Linked DNA regions of Homo sapiens: region 2 is linked to region 1. A link is a contact called in ENCODE Hi-C or POLR2A ChIA-PET data. All regions are on one chromosome and are shown on one strand. Each heading gives the region's core, a stretch centred on a gene start or an enhancer-like site at or near the end of the contact. The rest is flanking DNA. Distances are from core to core; before and after follow the strand shown. Region 1 holds the start of UBTD2 (ubiquitin domain containing 2). Region 2 holds the start of BOD1 (biorientation of chromosomes in cell division 1).

The links. A loop is a pair of places that touch in the nucleus more often than their neighbours do. ChIA-PET counts read pairs that join two places held with the same protein, here RNA polymerase II (POLR2A). Pooled maps may share reads with other maps.
Region 2: a loop to region 1 is called in a map of ascending aorta, with 4 times the contacts of the local background. The contact joins the promoter of BOD1 here to the promoter of UBTD2 in region 1. A Hi-C loop is called at or near these places in 2 of 168 maps with a recorded cell type or tissue (CD4-positive, alpha-beta memory T cell and ascending aorta) and 15 of 50 pooled maps. POLR2A ChIA-PET finds 5 or more read pairs at or near these places in 1 of 52 experiments (T-cell).

What each region holds. Positions count from the first base shown.
Region 1 is chr5:172,280,373-172,286,290 of GRCh38, reverse strand. It overlaps UBTD2 (ubiquitin domain containing 2), which reads left to right and starts at 2,527. Exons shown (of 3, transcript NM_152277.3): 1 at 2,527-2,695. The coding sequence starts at 2,626. LOC100288254 (a long non-coding RNA gene) reads right to left here and starts at 694. Exons shown (of 2, transcript NR_130933.1): 1 at 536-694. RefSeq lists enhancers at 1,250-1,849, 1,850-2,450 and a silencer at 2,025-2,934.
Region 2 is chr5:173,613,051-173,618,968 of GRCh38, reverse strand. BOD1 (biorientation of chromosomes in cell division 1) reads left to right here and starts at 2,319. Exons shown (of 4, transcript NM_138369.3): 1 at 2,319-2,769; 2 at 5,714-5,838. The coding sequence starts at 2,533. RefSeq lists enhancers at 2,043-2,122, 2,143-2,402 and silencers at 2,383-2,452, 2,463-2,512.

The DNA of each region.
Region 1 (5,918 bases), core at 1,278-3,777:
CTTTTTTCTTTTTTTGAGACAGGGTCTCGCTCTGTCACCCACACTGGAGTGCAGTGGCGCGATCACAGCTTACTGTAGCCTCCACCTCTCTGGATTCAGGTAATTCTCCCACCTCAGCCCCCTGAGTAGCTGGGACTACAGGCGCTCACCACCACGCCCCGCTAATTTTTAAAATTTTTTCGTAGAGACAGGGTCTCCCTATGTTGCTCAGGCTGGTCTGAAACAGCTGGGCTCAAGTGAGCTTCCCACCTCAGCCTCCCAAGGTGCTGGGATCACAGGCGTGAGCCACCATGTCTGGCAGAAACTTCAGACCATATAGCTAGTACACGATGAAAGCCAGATTCCAATCCAGGAAGTTAATCGCCAAGCTGGGGCCCTGACTGCGACACTACTCTGCCTCCTGGGAAATGTGTCTCTAAGATAAAGGCAGGGTGGAGAACATCTATTGCTGAGAATCTCTCCCCGAGATTGCTCTCTCTTCCTAGTGCCAACTCCTCAGTGCTCATCGGAGAGCCCTCATCATTTGGGTGCCTACCATCTGTTTAATAGACATCGTGGAAGTCTTGGTTTCTGCAATTTCTAGAGTGAAATTCAGGACAAAGCAATCTCTTTGCAAATATTCGGCATGCAGCTTCTCTTCTTCAGGGAAGTGATGAAGTGATGTGTCTGCCAACGTGTATAGTTAGTTGAAAATGATCAGACAGAAGGCTTTGTGACACAGCCCCTGATGTCAGAGCAACCTCTGAAAACTCATAATAACATCGATGGCATAAGCTCTTTTTGGAATGTTCAGGACCACAACTGAGGACAATACTAATTCTTCAGGATGAGTTTAATATAGCAGATTTCTATATCTCACGACATTTCTGTGTTTTAACCTAAGTGTAGGTTTTGCTTGTCTACTGTCTTTTTATCAAATGAATACAGAGATCTAAATCTTTGTATAATAGCTTGATCTATTTCTGTGAGCTAGATTTCCAGATGTGGAATAATCCCGAGTCAAAGGATATGAACATTTTTAAGGCTCTTGATCTGCATTGCCAAATTGCTTTGCAAAAAAGATTGAACCAATTTACACTCCCACCAGCAATGTATGAGAATATATTTAAATGCAAATCCCAAGCTGCAGAGCATCTCTTTCTTAGGTATTTCAACTTAAAAAATTTTTTTTCGTGCTAAGCAAAAGCTGACCCAGGATGTTAAAAAAAGAAAGTCTGATATAAAAATGGAGCAGATAGTTAAAACAGCTTCTTAGGCAGAAATAAGCTTTAGAAAGTCCCAAGCAGGATGATAACAATTTTAAGGCATCATAGCACGAAGCACAATTCTAAAGGGACCATTAACAATTTGGCTGAGATTGGAAAAGTAACCGCCAAGAATGTTGGGCGTGGTCAATGTCCCAAATTCTAGATTCGAAAAGGCAGGGTGTTTCACTCATTTACACTTCACTTTGGCCTAAGGACGATTTAAGATACCCAAAGGCAGGATCTTGATAAGTAGTATTGTTTGAATCATTAATCCCGTGAAAATGAAAGAAACCCACGCCCCCTGAACTAAGGTCAGCGTTTATCTCTTCTTTCCAGGCGTTCCATCAGGACGCCTCGCCTCTAATCTCAGTTTGGTTTGCCACAACCACTGCCTCCACCCCTAATAATGGGGCCCCATGATTTTAGGGAAGACGGGGGTGGGCAGGCAAGAGGAAGCCCAGATTCGGGGTACCAACCCACGGAGCGCCATACAAATTCAAAGGGCGCTGGGACCTCAACGTTCGGCCAGGACACTCTCCCCCGAGCCCCCGTTATTTGGGAAACCGCCCCGTCCCCGCCTGCGAGTCTTCCACGACTACTTCTCGGTTCCCCCGTGCGACCCGCTTCCACCAGCAAGAAGGAGCCGACGGCCGAGGAGCCAGGAACTCGATTTCGCCCCTTCCCACTCCTCTTTTCTCACTTTTGTTCGGCTTTTTCCTGCTTTCCCTCCCTTCTTCCCTCTCCTTTCTTCTTCCCGTCCTCCCTCTCTCCTCCTCCCCTCGCCTCCAGTCCTCCCCCCGCCTGCAGTCCTCCCCCCACCTAGCCCCCTGCGTCCCCTCCCCCGCCTCACCCTCGCCCCGCTCCGCTCGCAGCCCCGCCCGCAGCCAATCAGAGCGCGGCCTCCGGTGGCCCCGCCCTTCTCCGGCGATTCCGGGCGGGCCGGGCCGAGCCCAGGCCGTGGGTGCGGAGGGCGGCGCCGCGGGCCGGGGGCCGATGGGTCCTGGCGGACGCGAGGCGCCGGCGCGGGGCTCGCCTGGACTCGGGTGTGCGGGGCTGTGAGGGGGCGAGGCGGGCGCTGCGGCCCGCCCGGGATGGGCCAGCCCTGGCCTGGCGGGGCTGAGCCGAAGGCGAGGGCGGCGCGCGGGCCAGGCCTGCCGGGCGGGCGGCCCGGGGGTTGAGGTAGAAGTGGGCGCGGAGGAAGGGGCCGAGCCAAGGCGGTGGGTGGAGCGGCGAGGGGGGCGGAGGCTGGGCCGCGGCGGGCGAGCGGAGCGGCGCGCCTGTCCGGAGCTCGGCGGTGGCGCCGGAGGAGGCTGCAGCGGCGGCGGCGGCGGGCCCGGACGAGCGTCCGGAGGTGGCGGACGAGGCGCCGGGGGCCCCCATGGGCGGGTGTGTGGGCGCCCAGCACGACTCCTCGGGCAGCCTCAACGAGAACTCGGAGGGCACCGGAGGTAGGTGAGCGCCAGGGGGCAGCCTCGGCCCCCCATTGTTCCCGGCCAGGCCCGGCCACCTGTCCCGACCCCCGCGGGCCGCGCCGGGCCCCCGCGCCCCTTTGTCATCCCCTCTTCCACGTCATTCCCCGCGCTCCGCTTCCGGCTGTCCTGCCAGCCGCGGGGGTCGCCCCTTCCCGCCCCAGCCCTGAAGAAAAGTCCTCTGAGCGCCGGGGACGTAGCCCTTGGCCTCGCCGACCGCCCCGCTCGGCTCGGGGAAGTCGGACCCGAAGCTGCCCTTCTGGCCACCTCACTCCCTCTCCAGGCCGTTTAATTATTGAGGATCAGGATGGCGGCGCCGGGGTTGCAGAAAAGCGAATTGATGGCGGGGGGAGGGAGCTTGATGCGTTCCCTCCGACGGGCCCCGCCACATCTTTCCGCACCCTTCCTTGTTCTGTGGAGTTGGCTGGTCTCAGCTTTCCTGAGTTTCAGATGACAGCTGCCCCGGTTGGTTCCAGATTGGCCATTTAAACCTGCGAGTTTCTGGAGCTCGGCTGGAGGAGTCTCCAGTGGCCGCAGGCATTGTATTAAGGAGGGGTGGGGAAACGGTCTTCCCGGGTAAAACGTGGCTCCTAGCTAGAGCTTGGGGGTGTTAGGCCGGTGTGCTGTCGGGGTGGGCTAATCACATTCCCATCTGTCTTACGTAGAAGGAAAATATGTAGGATAAAAGTACAAGTGCAGTTGGACCCTGACTTACCCCACCCAGTAAGATCAGTACTTTAAAAGTTTTCTAACACGGGAACGCACTCCTACTTTATAGTAAAAGCGTGCTGAGGATAGGTATTTTAATTCAATCAGTAGTAGTTGTAGTATGGCAGTATAATAATAAAATTAGTTCTATCTTTATTTAAGTGACCTTTGGTTACGTCCATTCTGTAGAATATTTTAGTGATAAACAGCCTTTAGGCAAAGATGACAGCGTTGGTTTGATTTGTGACCTAATGTTAGCTGCCTTAAAATGTGCATGTCTGTAAATTTTTAAATTGTTTGGGTATGGGAGGGTTTACAACTTTTTCGTAGCATACTAACATTTAGACCAGTTGCTTGCCCTGTCACTTAAGCTCTCTTCACAAACCATGTACACCTAAGTTTTTTGGCTAATGGATTTCCTGAATTCCATGATGGTTAGCCATGCCACTTTATTAAAATCTGTGGGTATCCTGTATGACTAAATCCTGGGTAAATAACTTGAGAACTCAGTGGAAGTTGTCTTGAAAAAGTCCATGAAAATGCTACTTTATAGTGTATTTTATGTCGTAGCATTATTACTGGCATATTGAGATCCTCAGTGACAACAAAGCAGGAAGATAAAAAGGGCACGATTTAAAACAGCCTTGGGTTAAGGTGAAATTGAAGGATCAAAATGAATCTTCCTCTAATTGTGTTGATCATTAATGATTCTGAAATATATTAGTATTTGTTATCGCTAGTGTTTAGTTTTAATTAAATTTTTTTCACACTCATTTTAATATTGTCATAAGCATTTTGCTCTTCTCCGTAATGTATGTGGATTAATTTATTTAAGCCTTTTGGTAGTGTGACTTATGACCAGACAGGCATTATTAATATGGGCTTTAAAAAGCGTGAAATCTTAGCTTTGGGTAATTTATTACCGGTGGTATCCAGTTAGATAGCTATAGTATCAGTTTCTTTGAGGACTGAGTTCTCTGGACCGTAAGCTCTGCTGTACATGAAGTTTAGAAAAAGGAACATTAACCACCAAACGTCTTTATTTTCTTTTGGAGAGAGGACATGGGCCCTGATGTAACTGGGGTCAGGGAAGAGGCTCTTGTACTAAAAGGATTATTTCTGGAATTTGATTATGGACGCTTTTATTCTCCATTATTGTCATGATAATTAAGAGTTAATTGTGGTTTAGTGAAATTAACTCAGGTGTGTTGCAGGTTAACATATAAAAAAAATTATTGCTTAATAAGTAGATTGTTGGGAAGGGAAAGACTTTTTCCTAAGGGTGTTGGCACAGATCCCTAGCTTTTCAAACATACTGTGGTAGTGAGTTAGGTTTGGGGGATGTGTGGAGGGCTTGGTTTGGTTTCTCGAGACAGGTTCTTGCTTTATCGCCCAAGCTGGAGTGCAGTGCCAGATCACAGCTCACTGCAGCCTTGACCTCCCAGGTACAAGTGATCCTTCTACCTCAGCCTCCCAAGTAACTGGGACCACGAGGTGCATGCCACCGCACCCGGCTAATTTTTAAAAAATTTTTAGTAGAGGTGGGTTTTGCCGTGTTTTTAATCTGAATGTGTTGGGTTATGAAAGTTGTTTTATCAACATGGAGTCTTCACATGCTTCTTACAACGGATTTAAACTTTCCATGACAGATTTAATTACATTCACCAACCAGGCGGGGTGGCTCATGCCTGTAATCCCAGCACTTTGGGATGATGAGGCGAGAGGATTGCTTGAGCCCCAGGAGTTGGAGACCAGCCCAGGCAACATAGTGAGACTCTGTCTTTAAAAAAATAAACAAAATAATTACATTCACAGTGTTGTGCAAACATCACCATTTTAGAATAGCTTGACCCTTTCTAAATATCAGCCAGCCTTAGTAAGAAAAAGATTTTAAAAAAATCTTTTGACCATTTGAAATACTATACTTTCCTTTTTCCCTCTGAATCCATCTCTTATGTATGCAAGTAATTATGTGTATATCAATAAAACCTTCCTTATTAGGTGTATTCTTTGAAGGAATTTGGGAGATTTTTATAAGAGACTGTAGAATATGGAAGTGGCTTAATTCACATTATAAGCTTTGCATTATCTATTGTTTTGGGATTAATTGTTGTATTTTCCTTTGGCATATACCTTGCCTAGAATTTAGTTCTTGAGCTCCAGCTACTTAGGCTTTTTTCAAATAAAAAAACTTTTATTTTTATATTTTGTTATTGAGATAGTATCTTGCTCTGTCACCCAGGCTGAAGTACTGTGGCATGATCATAGATTACTGCAGCCTTGAACTCTTGGGCTCAGGCAGTCCTCTGGCCTCAGCCACATGAGTAGTTAGGCTGGTTTTTTTTTTTTTTTTTTTTGAGATGGAGTCTTGCTCTGTCGCCCAGGCTGCGGTACAGTGGCACGATCTCTGCTCACTGCAGCCTCTGCCTCCCAGGTTCAAGAGATTCTCCTACCTTAGCCTCCAGAGTAGCTGGGATTACGGGTGCCCACCACC
Region 2 (5,918 bases), core at 1,070-3,569, 1.3 Mb before region 1:
TCATTTACTTTGATTGCAGAGGGAAGGTCATGGATACAGAATGCAGCCTTTTGTCAATGTTCAGAGACCCAGCAACCAAGACACAGGTCCCCATGACAGATAGTGAAATTGTCACAGTGTGAACCAAGTGCAGACAATCTCCAGGATCACTTACCTATTTAAGTCATGACAGATTCATCCATCATCTCCTGCTAGAATGCTCCTTCTTTTCTGAAGATTATGGCTACACATAATCCTACCCACGCACTCTGTGATGCTATCCCACAGCTTTAGGAAACAGACAGGAATTTATACATTCTCTTTGAGCTAAGAACTATCGTGCTAAGAGCTGGAGACACAGTGATGAACAAGTCGTGGTCCCCATTCTAAATATTACACCCTATCAGGGGACTCAGGTGGCCAATTTGTCTGTAAATCATTCACTTCCAATTATAATAATTGCTACAAAAAATGAGGCTTTGAGTTTCTGTAGCATGGAGGAAATATCTCATTGGATCTAGGGGTCAGAAGAATTTTCCCTGAGGAAGGAGAGTAAGATGTGGGGTGCCAAAAATGGAGAAGGGACTAGTCAGAGTGATCAAGGGCTTGCAGAAGAAAGAACCTGGGGCTGAGGCAGCCTGAACTGGGCTTCTCCTGGGGTTAAAGGTGAGTGATCAGTGTAGAGTCAACCAGTAGGAACAGACATTAGGTAATCTCAAGGATGGTGAGCTATTAAGAGAGAATGTTTGTCATTAACTGACCCATTGTGAATGATTGAGCTGGTGTTAGAGGATGAGTATAATCCAACACCTGAATGTTTCTTTTGAGGGTTAATTTAAACTCTCTTGGACAGGTGTGGTGGCTCACACCTGTAATCCCAGCACTTTGGGAGGCTGAGGCGGGTAGATCACTTGAGGTCAGGAATTCAAGACCAGCCTGGCCAACATGGTGAAACCCCCATCTCTACTAAAAATACTAAAATTAGCCAGGTATGGTGGCATGCGCCTGTAATCCCAGCTACTCGGGAGGCTGAGGCAGGAGAATTGCTTGAACCCAGGAGGTGGAGGCTGCAGTGAGCCAAGATTGCACCACTGCACTCCAGCCTGGGCGATAGAGTGAGACTCTGTCTCAAAAAAAAAAAAGAAAAAAAAATTAAACTGTCTTGAGTACTAAATATTGGTGTGGAGAACATCCTGGATCTTTGCCAATTCTGCATCTTCGCAGGAGCCAAGGATATTGCAGAATTTGCTATTTACATCCCCTCTGCTGCTTGTGTAAGATGAGGAAACAACAATAGCAGACATAATTGCTGAGGTTGGGAGGGGGAGCTGAGCTAACAATAGGCAAAAGATGAAGGGAAGAGAGGATAATGGTGGCAGCTATAGGATTCCAATGGTGAATTGTGGCTACTTAAAAAAATCAGGATATAAAGCCTTACCTATTGTGGGATACCAACTAGCTCTCAGGATACCTCAGGCTAAAATGCAAGATTTAGATCCTCAAAACCTGGGTTCAAATCCTACTTTTCTACCTCTAGGTATGTGATTAGGTTAACAAACTTTCTTCTGCCTCCATTTCTACGTCTGTAAATAGCAATAATAGTAGTATGTATCTGCTTTTTTAAATTATCGTGAAGAAGTGCGTGGAAAGTGCATAGCATCACGCCTGACACTTTTCAATTATTCAATATTGGCTTATGATTGACAATATTTAATATTTGGGAGGAAATCCACACACATATAAGACAGACTTAAGGAAAACTTTTATTTTCTTCTTCACACTTTTCCGTTATTTTCCAATTTTCTAAAATGAGTATGCATTGCTATTAAAACCAAAAGGAGGGAAACTCACAAATTTCTGAACAATAGAAGTTTGACTGTTCCACTGTTTCCGGAATTTCCCGGAACATGTTGTTCAAGAAGGACGTGGGAGTGCATGCTGAAGCACAGATTGCTAGGTCTCGACCCGTAAATACTGGATAAAAATCTTTAAGAAATAATTCTGGTAATCTATACTTTTAATCAGCTCCACAGATGACTGTTATAATCGGGCACTGCTGGGACGTGTTGATTGAATGGGAAGTGAGCAGAGAGTGGGCGGGGAAGGCCTGGCGGGGAAGGCCTGGCGGGTTGCAGCGATCACGAGGCCTGCGCCTACAGTTCCCATATTACCCCGCGAAATCGCGACGAGCAAGCACGAACCCTGCCGGGAGTTGTAGTTTCTCTCGGCTAGGCCGCTGCCTATAAAGAACGCCGGAGATGGCCACAGAAAACTTCCCGCCCCACAATGCAAAGGTCAACGTTGACGCCATCTGGGGTGCGCCTGGAATCGAGCAGGCCGTTTCTGCCGCGTCCACCACAACCTCTGCTGTATCAGAGGGGGCCTTCGCCGCCGCCGCCCCCACCACCGCCCCTGCCGCCATCGCCACCTCCGCCGCTGCCGCCTTGGGGCCCTCCTCCTTCACCGCCCCCTTCACCACCTCTACACGTTCTAGGCCTTCTGTCCTGGAGAAGAAGCTATAGTCGTTCTCCCTTGTGGGCCCGGGGCGCAGCCATGGCGGACGGCGGCGGCGGCGGGGGAACTGGCGCGGTGGGCGGCGGCGGAACTAGCCAGGCCTCTGCCGGGGCAGCGACTGGCGCTACTGGGGCCAGCGGGGGCGGTGGCCCCATCAACCCGGCCTCGCTGCCTCCCGGCGACCCGCAGCTCATCGCTCTCATCGTGGAGCAGCTCAAGAGCCGGGGCCTTTTTGACAGCTTCCGCCGGGACTGCCTGGCCGACGTGGACACCAAGGTAGCTGCGGCCGCCTGGGCGTTGGGGAGCGGGGCTGCACGTGAGGCCGCCGGGTGGCAGCTTTGATTTTCGAAAGCCGAGAGCAAAACAAAAGATAGCTTAGAAATCTCAGCGGTGAGGTCTTACACCGCTTGGGGCAGTACGGAGAGCTTTCTGAGCGATGCACACGTGGGTTCCTGCCTGATACATTTACTACTAGTTGTGATTTTACCCAGTCCCTTCTCCGAACTTGGGGTTTCAATGTGGGTTTTAGAGCCTAGACCGTATCATTCCCAAGATGGAACTCCTCTGAGGCCCTTAATAACAAACTTCGAAACCAAGTAGATAAGCAAGCGTGCTTTAGAATTTCCACCTGTTCCGTACTCACCACTGAGAAGCTGGCATTAAACACAATGATTTGAACACACAGTCATCACCATTTTATAGCTGTTTATTCCTTTTCTCTAGCTCATTGTTTTGCAGACTAGTACGGCGTTGAATTAAGATAAATTGTAGAAACAGCACCCTTATTTTGCACTTCATCATTGATAAAAGGAGATTTGGTGCCTAGTTGAGATCCTAATGCCATTGGTCAGTCCCACCAGTAAAACGCTATTTCACTTTACCTACTCGTCAGGGTGGTTTGGATTCAATGAAATAATGGGTGTTAAGTATCAGACATACAGTAGTTGCTGGAATGTTCATTTTCTTCCTTTTCAAAACTTGTCTAGCCACGACTGTGGTTGTAGGTTAGGAGACCCTGTCACTGGACTCCTGCAGGGTAGTGATTTCTCCTACCAGAGCCTGTCATGGAAACATTTTGCTTACCTCACAGCAAGATTGTGAGCTTAGAATTAGACCTTAAGATAGGGAAAAACGTAGTCTGTTTATTCGTTGAACGTTTATTGGCCTCTAGTTGCCAAGCTGTGCGATTACAGGAATAAGTCACTACCCCATCCTCAAAACTTATAGTCTAGGTTAGAAAACTGACATGTAAATAAACCAGGTGGTAAATACGGATGTAGAGAGAGAAAGTGGTATACACTGTTCCTTCTCCAAGATGAAAAGCCCAACTAGAAGTCTGTCCTTGAAACAAAGTAATTTAATACATATACATCCCAGATCTGTATTGACAGAGCTTTCACCTTTCCTAGGACAAGTTCTCCATTCATATTTCTTATATTCCGTTAGGTTTTGTGTGTGATTTTAAAACAAAAGCGACTACAGTAGCCCGCCCCATCCAAGGTTTTGCTTTCTGCGGTTTCATTTACCCAATTGTTGCGGTATGGAAGTACTTGTGTTCAGGTAACCCCTATTTTACTTCATAATGGCCCTCAAAGACATTCATGCGTAGTGTATATAGGGTTCAGTACTACCTGAGGTTTCAGGCACCCACTGGGGATCTTGGAACGTATCCCCTGAGGGGGGAGGGGACTACCCTCTTGAGCGGCTGGTGAGGGAGAGTGGTTGGAACCTTCCCATGTACAGCTCCTTAGCTGTTCCTTCTGAGAATTCCAGGTTGTTTTAGTTCTTGAAGATAGTGTTTTTTCAGGCATATCTTATCTGAGACCTTTGTTGCTTCAGCCCAGTGGTTCTCAAAGCGTGGTGCTTGGATTAACATCAGCATCACCTGAGAACTTGTTAGAAATGCACATTTTGGGCCCCACCCCAGACTGCTGAAGTATTTAGGGGAAATTGAACAGATGTCTGTAATTTACTTTGCACTGTAATTTACTTTGAACTGATAAGTGAACAGGTGGAGGGGTTGGTAGTACAGTAAAACGTTATGAGTGGGCTCATGAGTTCCTTTGACTTCTTGAACTGAGATGATTCTGTATCGCCTGGGTTTGTTACGTGTTTTGGTGGTGATGTTCACTGTCCTTTGTCCTTTTTCGGTAAACAGTTCGTATCATCTCAAACCAGGTGCGTTATTTTGAGTAGACGGTATGGCATCAGGATTTATGCTTACAAGGGACAAAAATAATCCTAACTGCTTTATGCAAAGGGGAGAATCTATTGTCTTACGGAATCCAGGGAAGGATTGAACGAACAAACTCTCCCAGAGGGTGGTAGGCGTGCGTTTGGAACCAGATATTCCCCATTCGTTCTGTCTTTCATCTCTGTTGATATCTGTTTTACTGTTGGTTCAGAGTGGAGTCATCCATTTGGTTACTAGTATCTCTTGATTACATTTTACAGCTTCTTCCTCTAGAGAGAGGCTGTCAGCTCCAATCTGGGAAATCCCAGGGAATGTCTGCATTGTCTTAGCGTGGCTCAGGCACCCACTCCTGTGGCACCCTCTGCCCTACCCTTGTGAAGAGAGGAAGACAGTTACTAGAAAGAAGGCGTTACTAGGCAGATAGCACATGGTATCTGTGAATTTTACTCCTCTGCCCCCATTTCCTTGCCTTTCTCTTTTCCAGGTTTAGTGGAGTCTTTGAGTTTGCTCTCTCAACCTTTTGGAAGAGGCCAGTCATGGAATTGAGGCCTGCTGGTTCCTTTGTCAACTTCATTTCCCTGACTGTTAGCAAACTTTGCCGCAGTAATGCTGCATAGCAAACTGAATCTCAGCAGCTTATAACCAGCACTTGTTCACATGTTCATGGGGCGGCAGGTCTACCAAAGTTCAGCTGAGCTAGGAAGGCTTCAGCTGGTGGCTTGGCTGCAGGCTGCCCAGGTGTGGGTCCAGGCTGTGGGTTGATGTCAGGCCTGCTGCATGTAGAGTTACTTAAAAGCAAATGGAATAATATAAGTAAAGCGCCTGGCATTGTGCCCACCCACCATCAGGTGGGCACTTGTGTTAACCATTAATTCCTGACTGCCACATTGCATGGTGATCTTCATGCACAGTGGAAGTGTATTTAGACTTAATAACGTTTCTGTGAAAAGCAGTGTTCTGAGAGACTAAGTTCAAAACTTTGGTGCATATAACTTCTGACCTTGCCTCCTCTTTTTAACATTTTAGCCAGCTTACCAAAACCTGAGGCAGAAAGTGGATAATTTTGTGTCAACACATCTGGACAAGCAGGAATGGAATCCTACGATGAACAAAAACCAGTTGCGAAATGGTCTGAGGCAGAGTGTGGTTCAGTAAGTAAGCAGAATTTAAAGCTTTTGAAAAGGCAGTCATCACAAGTGTGATGCACAAGAAGGTTGAGGTCTCTGTTTAG